Regions from separate parts of the Homo sapiens genome. Here region 1 is linked to region 2. A link is a loop called in an ENCODE intact Hi-C map of the cell type or tissue named here. Cell type or tissue: sigmoid colon. All regions are shown on one strand. Region 1 overlaps XYLT1 (xylosyltransferase 1). Region 2 overlaps XYLT1 (xylosyltransferase 1).

Region 1 (5,000 bases), 61 kb before region 2:
TCCAGTCACAGCTGCCCGCAGAGAACAGGGTGGAACACCCAACAAGAAAGTAACACGTAAACACCTCACGGCCAACATGGCACACAGCAGCCTGGTTGTCTCAGGCAGCTGCTCTGCACACAGGACCCTTTCACAGAGTCCAGGGAGTAAATGCCAGCAAGGGTTGAACATGTTACAACGTCAGCCCCTGAAGCCACAGACTATTTTCGGGTGTCAGGCAAACCCACAATCTCCTGTGACAGCCAAACTACTGCAGATCTGAAAACCGTCTCCCTGCGGTCTTTCAGGGGACAGGCCTCCGGGATTGTGCCACGAACTCCTCTTGCTTCACGGCACCCAGTGCCTGCTGCATCAACAGCGACTCAGGCATAGGTGGGCTTGGGGTCTCCATCCCCCAGATGTGAGCTGGAGGCCCTACATCCTTTTGTGCCTCAAGGTTGTGCTGGCGTTTTAGTTTTAAAATGAAAAAAAAGAATAATTTGAGACAGGATCTCGCTCTATCACCCAGGCTGGAGTGCAGTAGCGCAATCACAGCTCACTGCAACCTCCATCTCCTGGCCTCAAGTGATCCTCCCACCTCAGCCTCCCGAGTAGCTGGGACTAAAAGCACGGGCCACTACACGCAGATTATGTTTTATTTTTTTGTAGAGATGGTCTTGTTATATTGTTCGGGCTAGTCTCAAACTCCTGGCCTCAGGCAATCCTTCCACCTTGGCTTCCCAAAGTGTTGGCATTACAGGCATGAGCCACCATACCCAGTGTGCTTGGCTTTTTAAATGAGAAGAGGAATCAAGAGAGCGTTCTTCCGTACCTCATCACACCCACAGTGAAACACTTGGCACATGCTATCTTGTTTGTAACTCCAGGTCACATGAGGTCACTTGGAAGCAAAAAATTAAAGCCCAATGACATTTACAGGGAGGCGTTCAACCAGCAGACTTCACCTAAACGTCACCAGCTCCGTCTCATTACAGTCAACGGGTGTTGATTTTTACACATTCTCTGCTACCCATACTTGGTTAGGACCGTGGTTTTCAGCTCAGGGGTGCTTTTGCTCCCCAGAGATATTCGGCAATGTCCAGAGACATTTGTGAGACAACTGGAGGAGGGAGTGTCATTAAAATCTAGTGTGTACATGCCAGAGATGCTGCTAAACATTCTACAATGCAGAGAACAGCCTCACAACAAAGAATAATCCTGTCCCAGGCCGGGTGCCTGTAATCCCAGCACTTTGGGAGGCCAAGGCGGGCGGATCACGAGGTCAGGAGATTGAGACCATCCTGGCTAACACGGTGAAACCCCGTCTCTACTAAAAAATACAAAAAAAAAAAAAAAATTAGCCGGGCGTGGTGGCGGGCGCCTGTAGTCCCAGCTACTCAGGAGGCTGAGGCAGGAGAATGGCACGAACCCGGGAGGTGGAGCTTGCAGTGAGCCGAGATCACGCCATTGCACTCCATCCTGGGTGACAGAAGGAGACTCCATCTCAAAAAAAAAAAAAAAAGAATAATCCTGTCCCAAATGTCAGTAGTGCCCAGATCAAGTGACCCCAGGTTAGTCAGTCCACAGGGTAAACAAGGTTGCCCTGGGGAAGGGAGTCCCTTAAGCACTGTAGTGAGGCTGGAGGCAAAAGAATGGGGTTGATAAGATCTGGTACACCTTGGGGCTTTTGAGATGTGTCTTCGCAGCCAACTGTCTAAGGATTCTTTTTTTTTTTTTGAGACAGGTCTCTGTCACCCAAGCTGGAGTGCAGTGTGGTGATCTTGGCTCACTGCAACCTCTGCCTTCCGGATTCAAGTGATTCTCCTGCCTCAGCCTCCCGAGTAGCTGGGACTACAAGCATGCGCCACCACGCTTGGCTAATTTTTATATTTTTAGTAGAGACGGTGTTTCACCATGTTGGCCAGGCTGGTCTCAAACTCCTGGCCTCAAGTGATCTGCCTGCCTCAGCCTCCCAAAGTTCTAGGATTATACATAGGCGTGAGCCACTGCGCCCGGCCTAACACAGGCAAGTCCACTACCTGGCCATGTCTGAACATACCCCAGGCCAGAAAAGGAGCTTCCTCAGCCTGTGGGTGGCAGAGGTGAGACCCAAGGGGCCAGCTGTTGGCCCGTTTTTATTTCCTTAGAAGATGTCTCAGCCTCTGCTACTCTGACCACTCGTCATCCAGGCAGTTCTGGGCTTCACTCATGTGGTGACGACACAGTTCATCTCTGAACTGCACGCAGGCAAAAAATGTCCCAGCTTGCTCTTGAGACAAGCACCTAGTTTGGCTGCCAAAAACATCCTGGTATTTCAACTCGTGCTGCTTCCCTCTCTGTAAAGAGGAAACCAGCTACCTAAACAGAGGAGGAGGAACATTCCAGAGAAGGCACAAAGCAAATCCCTGCAGAGAATGCCAAAGTCTTTGCCCTCTCTGTGGCACAGGGATGCAGGAGGCAGTGCATGGAGGCACGGAGGCTGGAGAGCCTCTGCTCCCCAAGCCTGCTACTTCCACAAGAGAGAAAAGGCAGGGGGTGACGCAGCTTGCATTCACAAGTGACAAGAGGGTGTCTCCAGCTTATCCTCTTAGCAGTCCTCATGGCTGCTTTAACTAGTTGGGAAGCTGAAGCTCAGAAGCTAAAAGCCTTTCTCAAAGGTGATGCACTGAGCAAGTGAAAGAGTTGGGATTCAAACGTAGGACTATGAAAGTAATACTAAGTGCTTAGGTGCCAGGCACTGTTCTGTTGCTTAATGCACGTTAACCCATCTGATCATCCCAACAAGTCTAGGAGGTGGCTACTGCTGTTACTTCAACCGTTTTTATTTATTATTATTATTTTTGAGAGAGAGTCTCGCTCTGTCACCCATGGTGGAGTACAGTGGCTTGATCTCGGCTCACTGCAACCTCCATTTCCTGGGTTCAAGTGATTCTCCTGCCTCAGCCTCCCGAGTAGCTGGGATTATAGGCGTGTGCCACCACACGTGGCTAATTTTTGTATTTTTAGTAAAGACGGGGTCTCGCCATGTTGGTCAGGCTGGTCTTGAACACCTGACCCCAGGTGATCCACCTGCCTTGGCCTCCCAAAGTGCTGGGATTACAGGCGTGAGCCACCGAGCCCGGCCTACTCTGACCATTTTTTAAAGAAACTGAGGCACAAAGGGATCGCTGGCGTGTGGAAGGTCTCACAGCAGCTAAGTGGTGAGCCAGGGGGTCTGCTGCATAGACCATGACCTGCCCCCACGAGGCCCGTTCTCACCTCCCCAAGGGGCTGCTTGGGGTTACCAGGTCCAGACTGCCCTTGTCCACTTTGCAGGTGAGACCCTAGGAGGATCCAGAGTCCTGAGTGTGCAGGGGACAGGACAAACAATACCCAGGGGACTGTCACTGAGGTGAATGAACGCAGCAGGCCAGGTGGGGACTTCTATGAACCAGTGACCCCATCCCGAGGCCCCATGCAAAGGGGCAGCTGGTGGTCACCAGTCATGGACATCCAGCAGCTCAGAGTGGTTTTACCTATCAGTTTTTCAAAAATCTTCCAACCCCACTCTTCCCCTCTCTAAAAATTTAAAAAATTTAAAAATCTTCCTGAGGCCAAAGGCAACCCATGTGCAGGTCAGAGATGGCCACGAGGAGGCCCATGGCACAACTTTGAGTCCAGGGCCATGAAATGAGAAAGTCACCTCCTGCTCCCATAACTGGTGCCTGATTCTAACTGGGCCAGTGAACGTGGAGACTGGTCATCTGACCAAGAACTCTCTTTGAGCCCGTTTTATAGCTGGAAGTTCCTTCTTCTAGCATTGAGCTGGCTGGGTTTTTCCTTCTCAGGACAATAAAACTGCATTTCTGTCCTCGACCCCACCCATCTGGCACCTGCACCACAGCTAACTTCAGCTTTCCACCCAGTTCTCTTTTGTTCAGTGGAAAAAATGAGCTACAGTTCCCAGAAGAAAATGAGAACGGGGTTATTATTAATAAGATACTCTTTTTCAGAAAGGCAGTTGAAGGCAGCGGGGAAGATCACATTGAGGGGGGAGCCGGGGTAGCCCCACTGCTACTCCCTCCTGCAGGACCACCTGGTCTGGAGAAGCAGCTACGCGCTGGCCCTCCCTGTTGGCTCTCAGAGGTACAAACCAGAGGTGGCGGCATTTCTAAGAAATTAGATTCAAATACTAGGACAGTTAACATTTCCTGGAGGTGTGACCGAGAACCAAGAAAAAGTGATTTTGTGAAGGCCTTGCTTGCAGGCAGAAATAACCTGTCTTCTCTGTCTGTCTGTCTGCTCTGGGGGCTACCGGAAGGAGCTGAAGGCCTGTCCCCCGCCTCTCCCCACCCCACCATGCCCTAGGCCTTAGTCCCTCCCCACTGAAGAATGCCTTTACCAACTTGGGACAGACAGAGGAGTATGAATGAATGAGAATACTCCAAGCTGACCCTGCCTGGGGCATCTCTTCTCACACATGTGGCTTCTCTGGTGCTTTATTTAGCATGAGACTGTTTAGAATGTTTATTTTTGGCTCAGTTTTGGGGGACAGTTTTCACAAATAGAATGACAGCTATGATCTTCTCTCTAAAAAAAGAGCTCGTACAATCCACCGTTGGGCATTCAGTTTCAAGAGCTTCACTGTCCCATGGTCTCCATTCTGGGACCTCTCCTCCACTGGAAGACCCTCTCCTTTAATCAAAACATGACACAAGATGACAGTGACTCCCCATGGCAAGTCCCATTGGCAGTGCTGAGCCAGCGAGGCGGGGGCCCGGTCAGGGTCCCTGAAGGAAAGAGATGTTACTCTCCAAACTGAAGAGACTGTACAAAGAGATTCTTTATAAGGAAAACTAACAAGGGAGGTGCTATGCACCAGGGCTGGCCACAGCCAGGAGCTGTCACCACCCTGGGGCCTGAAGGGGAGGGAGTGGTGTTCCTGGACCACGGAGACAGTAGCTGCAGCCACGGGAGAGGGCAGCCCCACAGCAGCTGTGGCCTTGCTAGGGGTACAGACACAGCCAACCCATGGAAACCCT
Region 2 (5,000 bases):
AGCACCAGAAAGACCTGCCCCCATGATTCAATAACCTCCCACCGGGTCCCTCCCACAACACGTGGGGGAATCATGGCAGCTACAATTCAAGAAGAGACTTGGGTGTGAACATAGCCAAACTGTATCACTACTCTACTGCAGAAGAAGAGCCATGAAAGCTGTTCACAGCAGGAGAGGCAAAAGGCCCTTTCCTCAAAGCCCATCTGGGAATACCTCACCCTTGTCTCTTCTCCAGACACAATTCTCCATTGAGAGCCGTCCTCCAAGACCTCAGGTTCATAAGGGCTAGAAGAGCAGCTTGAAACGCTGGACTTGCCCTTTGGAGCCAGAGGTCAGGCCAGGTGGGAGCCATCCACTAGCAGGTTAGAGACAACGAGATTCTCTCTGTGCAGTTCAGACCACAGCCACAGAGAATTATTTAAACCCCTCCTGGGAAACCGCAGCAACGTCAGACAGATTCAATGTGCATAACTGTATGTGTGTGTGTCTATGTGTGGTTGGGGGGGGGGCTCAGGGAGGAGGTGTGACAAGCCTGAGTGACCCAGGAGGGACTCAGGGCCCAGGAAGGGTCGGATACTCCTCCCCCATCCAGGTGGGACACAGCGAGCTGAGCAGCCCCTGATGAAACCAAAAGAGTCTCAGATCCTGTCCCTTTTCCTCCTCAGAACTCAGAGCACTGGATCCTTTGTTCAGAAAGCAAGAGAAAACACCAACACAATTCCTGCTACAGCTGAGGATGAGGGCGTGGAGCAGGTCACACAGACATACTAGCAAGCCTGCAAAGTCAAAACCGTAACAGCCACAGTAACTGACACACGTCAACAACTGACCTGGAGCCAGATGTTGCCCCATTTAACCTCCAAGACTCTCCTGTGAGGTGAGAACCATGATCATCCCCATTATACAGGTGAGAAAACCAAGGCTGATGGGAATTCATCACATGGTGCATAGGAAGCAAAGCCATGTTTCGAATCCAGGAAGCCTCTCTGTCTTAGGAAGACACGCACCCACTCATGCATGCAACAACAGATGCACAAGTAACAGTCAGAGTTGGCCAGGCACAGGGGCAGTTGCCTGTAATTCCAACAACTCGGGAGGCTGAGGCGGGAGGACGACTTGAGGTCAGCAGTTCAAGACCAGTTTGGGCATATATTGAGACCCTGTCTCTAAAAAATAAAAATTTAAAAAGAAAAACATTCAGAGTTGTGTACATTCACAAAAGGCATGCAAACATAGCATAGGGATAGAAATACAGGCATAAACGTGTGCAGAGAGCTGCAACCACGCGCATCTGCCCCTCTTCTCCAAATAAGGGCTGCCTCTTTGCACACCTCTGAGAGGTGCCCTCCACACAGAATACAACATACACTTGTAATATTGCCACACACAAGCACATAACTTTCTGGAGGGATGACTCAGATTAGAAAAACAGCATTTAGAGGGCCCCTGGTTAATCAAACGGCCTCGCCACCCCGCGCCACCTCTCTACACAGCTGATGTTGCTGATCAATGTCGCGGCTGTGCAGAGGGGGCATTTGATACCACAAAGGGAGCCAACTCCTGCTGAGGAATGAATGTGGCGCTTGTCAGCTCTGCCCCAGGCAGCAGCACAACATGATGCCCTGTTTCTCCTGGAATCGGGGCCCTGCGTCCGCTCCAGCCCTCATTTTCATGTCTTTCTTCCCAACAGACACAAGGCCGGCTCAGTTCTGGAGAAACAGCGTGGCTGCCAAGGCCCAGTGGAGGGAGAAGGCCTTGAAAAGTCACTTTATAAAGCATCCGTGCTCGCAGCAGCCAAGCCACGAGGCCGGAGCGGCTGACTTTCCATTCGCCACACACCCCACCCAAAGACGAGAACTCTGCCACAGCCAGCCCTTGTTCTCACCCACTGGGAGCCCTGGGGAGTTGAAATCACAGGGACAGCAGCAGGGAGCCCTTGGCAGCAAACCCAGCTCCTGGCATCTTCCTCGGGGGCCGTAGCTTGCTGTGGTCAGCCGAGCCAGTCTGATGCAAGAACTGAATGACGCCCATTCACTGTGGTGCCCTCGTGAGCTGGGAGATGTCCAGGCTGAGGCTGGGGCAGGCAGGCTCTCTGTCACCTGCAGAGGCTGAGACAACCTCAAGGTAGGACGAGAACCCAGGGTTGAAGCTAGCAGAAGCCAGGCCCTGGGGCCCCTGATGCATGATGAGAGTGAAAAGAAGGGCACAGTGATGTAAAGAATTCCTCCATTTCCCCTCCCTGCCCTCAGTTACTTCCTATCCATACAGAGGGGGGATGAAAACTTTAAGATTTCACTATTCAGCTGAGACTGGTGACTCACGCCTGAAATCCCAGCACTTTGGGAGGCTGAGGTGGGTGGATCACTTGAGGTCGGGAGTTTGAGACCAGCCTGGCCAACATGGAGAAACCCCACTTCTACTAAAAATACAAAAATTAGCCAGGCGTGGTGGTGCATGCCTGTAATCCCAGCTATTTGGAAGGCTGAGGCAGGAGAATCGCTTGAACCTGGGAGGTGGAGGCTGCAATGGGCTGAGATTGCACCACTGCAGCCTAGCCTGGGCAACAGAGTGAGACTCTATTTTATAAAAATAAGAGACTCCACTATTCATGCATTCACATGCTCATTCAACAAATATTACTGAGCACCTACTATATGATGAGTGTTATTGTTTTAGGCACTGGGAGTACATTAGTCAAATAAATAGTCACCACCTGCATGTAGCTTGTTCTCAAAATTCTCAAGCTCTCCCAACCCTCCCCATAATGAACAGCTGTGTGACTTAGAGCACACTGCTTCCCCTCTCTGTGCTCCAGTGAGGTCTCTCCCAGGGTTCCTGTGAATCACCATCTGGGATCCAGTAAGCTCCCCCATGGGGCCTAAACTAGACTAAGTTGGTTTCCGTCACTCACAGCCAGAGGAGTCCTGCCTAAGAAATTGGGAAAGAGAGCGGAGAAGACAAAAAGCAGGTTTGGGAAGGCTGCAGGGAGCTGATGAGTCATTTGATCATCTGGAAAGCAGATGGGAAGACAAGTGGAGACCAGGAGGCCCTGGGGAAGAGAAGCTGTGTTCACGCCAACCTTCCCCAGCAGGCCTCAGAAGCTGGGGGTCAAAAGGGACCACAACGCCCATTTAAACAAGGAGGAAGATGCTGAACAGCTAAAGGGTTAATTCAAAAGAAAAAACAAAAGAAGAAATGGCCATTTCTTTTCCTTGTTCACTCAATGTTCCTTCAACAAATTATTCTATGTGCTTGGAATATATGAGGCCCTGGGTTGGGTGTGGTATGCAACAGAAAAATAAAACATAAGAACATAGTATGTCTCTTCCCACAGGGTCATATGGTCTTTCGAAAGTCACCCTTTTAATTTGAAACCTTTTGCTGCTTCTTTATTTTTATTTTTTAATTTAATTTTTTTGAGACAGAGTCTTGCTCTGTCACCCAGGCTGGAATGCAGTGACGCAATCTCGGCTCACTGCAACCTCTGCCTCCGGAGTTCAAGCGATTCTCCTGCCTCAGCCTCCCAAGTAGCTGGGATTATAGACCCCTGCCACCACCCCAGCTAGTTTTTATATTTTTAGGAGAGATGGGGTTTCGCCATGTTGGCCAGCAGTCTTGAACTCCTGGCCTCAGGTGATCTGCCTGCCTCGGCCTCCCAAAGTGCTAGGATTACAGGCAGGAGCCACTGCGTCCAGCCTATTTATTCTTATTTTAAAAATTTATATATATGTGTATATATATAAGGGGTATAACACAGCGTTATTTTTAAGGAATAAGAGATATTTTGCTTTTCAAAGTGCCTGCTAAGCCCAGTGACATACGCTTGGTTAGCAATCACTAAATGTGGACACATTATAAATCCTCTATATATTTTATAGAGATGGGGTCTTGCTATGTTGCCCAGTATGGACATGCGTTCCTGGGCTCAACTGATCCTCCTGCTCAGCCTCCCATGTGCTGGGATTATAGGCATGAGACAGCAGCACTCAGTCTCTTTGTTTATTTCTCTGCCTGCTCCCCACCCATCTGTGTGACCCCTACTAAAATAACCACTGCATGGTGTTCAAGGAAGAGTATGGCCTTGGGATTCAGGCAGGTCTGCATTCTAACCCAGGGCCTTCTACCTTCTGGCTATGTGCCCCTGAGCAAGTAACTTGGCCTCTGCTATGGCTTAGATGTGTGTCCCCTCCAAACCGCATGTTGAAATTTGATCCCCAGTGTTGGAGGTGGGGTCTAATGGGAGGTGTTTGGGTTTTGAGGGTGGATCCCTCATGAATAGATCAATACCCTCCTTCTATTAGTTCTGCAAGAGCTGGATGTTTACAAACAGTCTGGCCTTCCCCTCCCTCTCTCTTGCTTTCTTGCTTACCTGTAATATCTGCACATGCCAACTCCCCTTCACCTTCCACTGTGAGTGAAGCTGTCGGAGGCCCTCGCCAGATGCAGATGCCTAATCTTGAACTTACCAGCCATCAGAATCACAAACCAAATAAACTTTCTTTCTTTATAAACTACCCAGCATCAGATATTCCTTTATAGTAATACAAAATATACGATGATAGCCTCTCAGAGCCTCAATCACCTGCCCTGGAAAATGGGTACAACACCGAGTTCTTTTTAAGGAATAAATGATGTTTTGCTTTTCAAAGTGCATGCTAAGTAAGTGCAGTGACATACGCTTGGTAAGCAATCATTGAGTGTGAACATATTATAAATTCTCATGAAATCTAAGAGGCAAAGCCCTGGGAATATCACAATATTGATCTTCTAAAGTCAGTATCAGCTTTCTCATGGCTCAGACTCACTCCTGAGTTTTGTGCTTGGATACTTAACAATTGCTCACTCCTAAATTTCCTAACTAGTTCCAGCTTCAAACTGGAAAAATTCCTCCAGTGTATTCAAGCCTCGTTGCCTAGCACCACAATATCCTTGGTTGATGTGCTTCTAGGTGCTAAAAGAATAGGCCGGGGATGGTGGCTTAGGCCGATAATCCCAGCACT

What was found. Hi-C counts contacts between places; a loop is a spot of excess contacts. Peaks named below come from ENCODE experiments on the same cell type or tissue, not always from the same donor. Only the 100,000 strongest peaks of a DNase experiment are listed, where the experiment ranks them.
Region 1: a loop joins it to region 2, with 5 times the contacts of the local background. A loop is called at or near these places in 16 of 110 quality-filtered maps.

The regions. Positions count from the first base shown.
Region 1 is chr16:17,343,008-17,348,007 of GRCh38, forward strand. The region is part of intron 2 of XYLT1 (xylosyltransferase 1); the gene reads right to left. Among named protein-coding and RNA genes, the nearest start is that of XYLT1, 130 kb to the right of the region's middle. RefSeq lists enhancers at 2,603-3,104, 4,573-4,662. In sigmoid colon, no CTCF peak of the experiment used is centred here; DNase peaks (open chromatin) are centred at 904 and 2,204; H3K27ac peaks cover 3,452 bases.
Region 2 is chr16:17,403,602-17,408,601 of GRCh38, forward strand. All of the region lies in intron 1 of XYLT1 (xylosyltransferase 1), which reads right to left. Among named protein-coding and RNA genes, the nearest start is that of XYLT1, 65 kb to the right of the region's middle. RefSeq lists an enhancer at 1,359-2,558. In sigmoid colon, no CTCF peak of the experiment used is centred here; DNase peaks (open chromatin) are centred at 1,940, 2,970 and 3,500.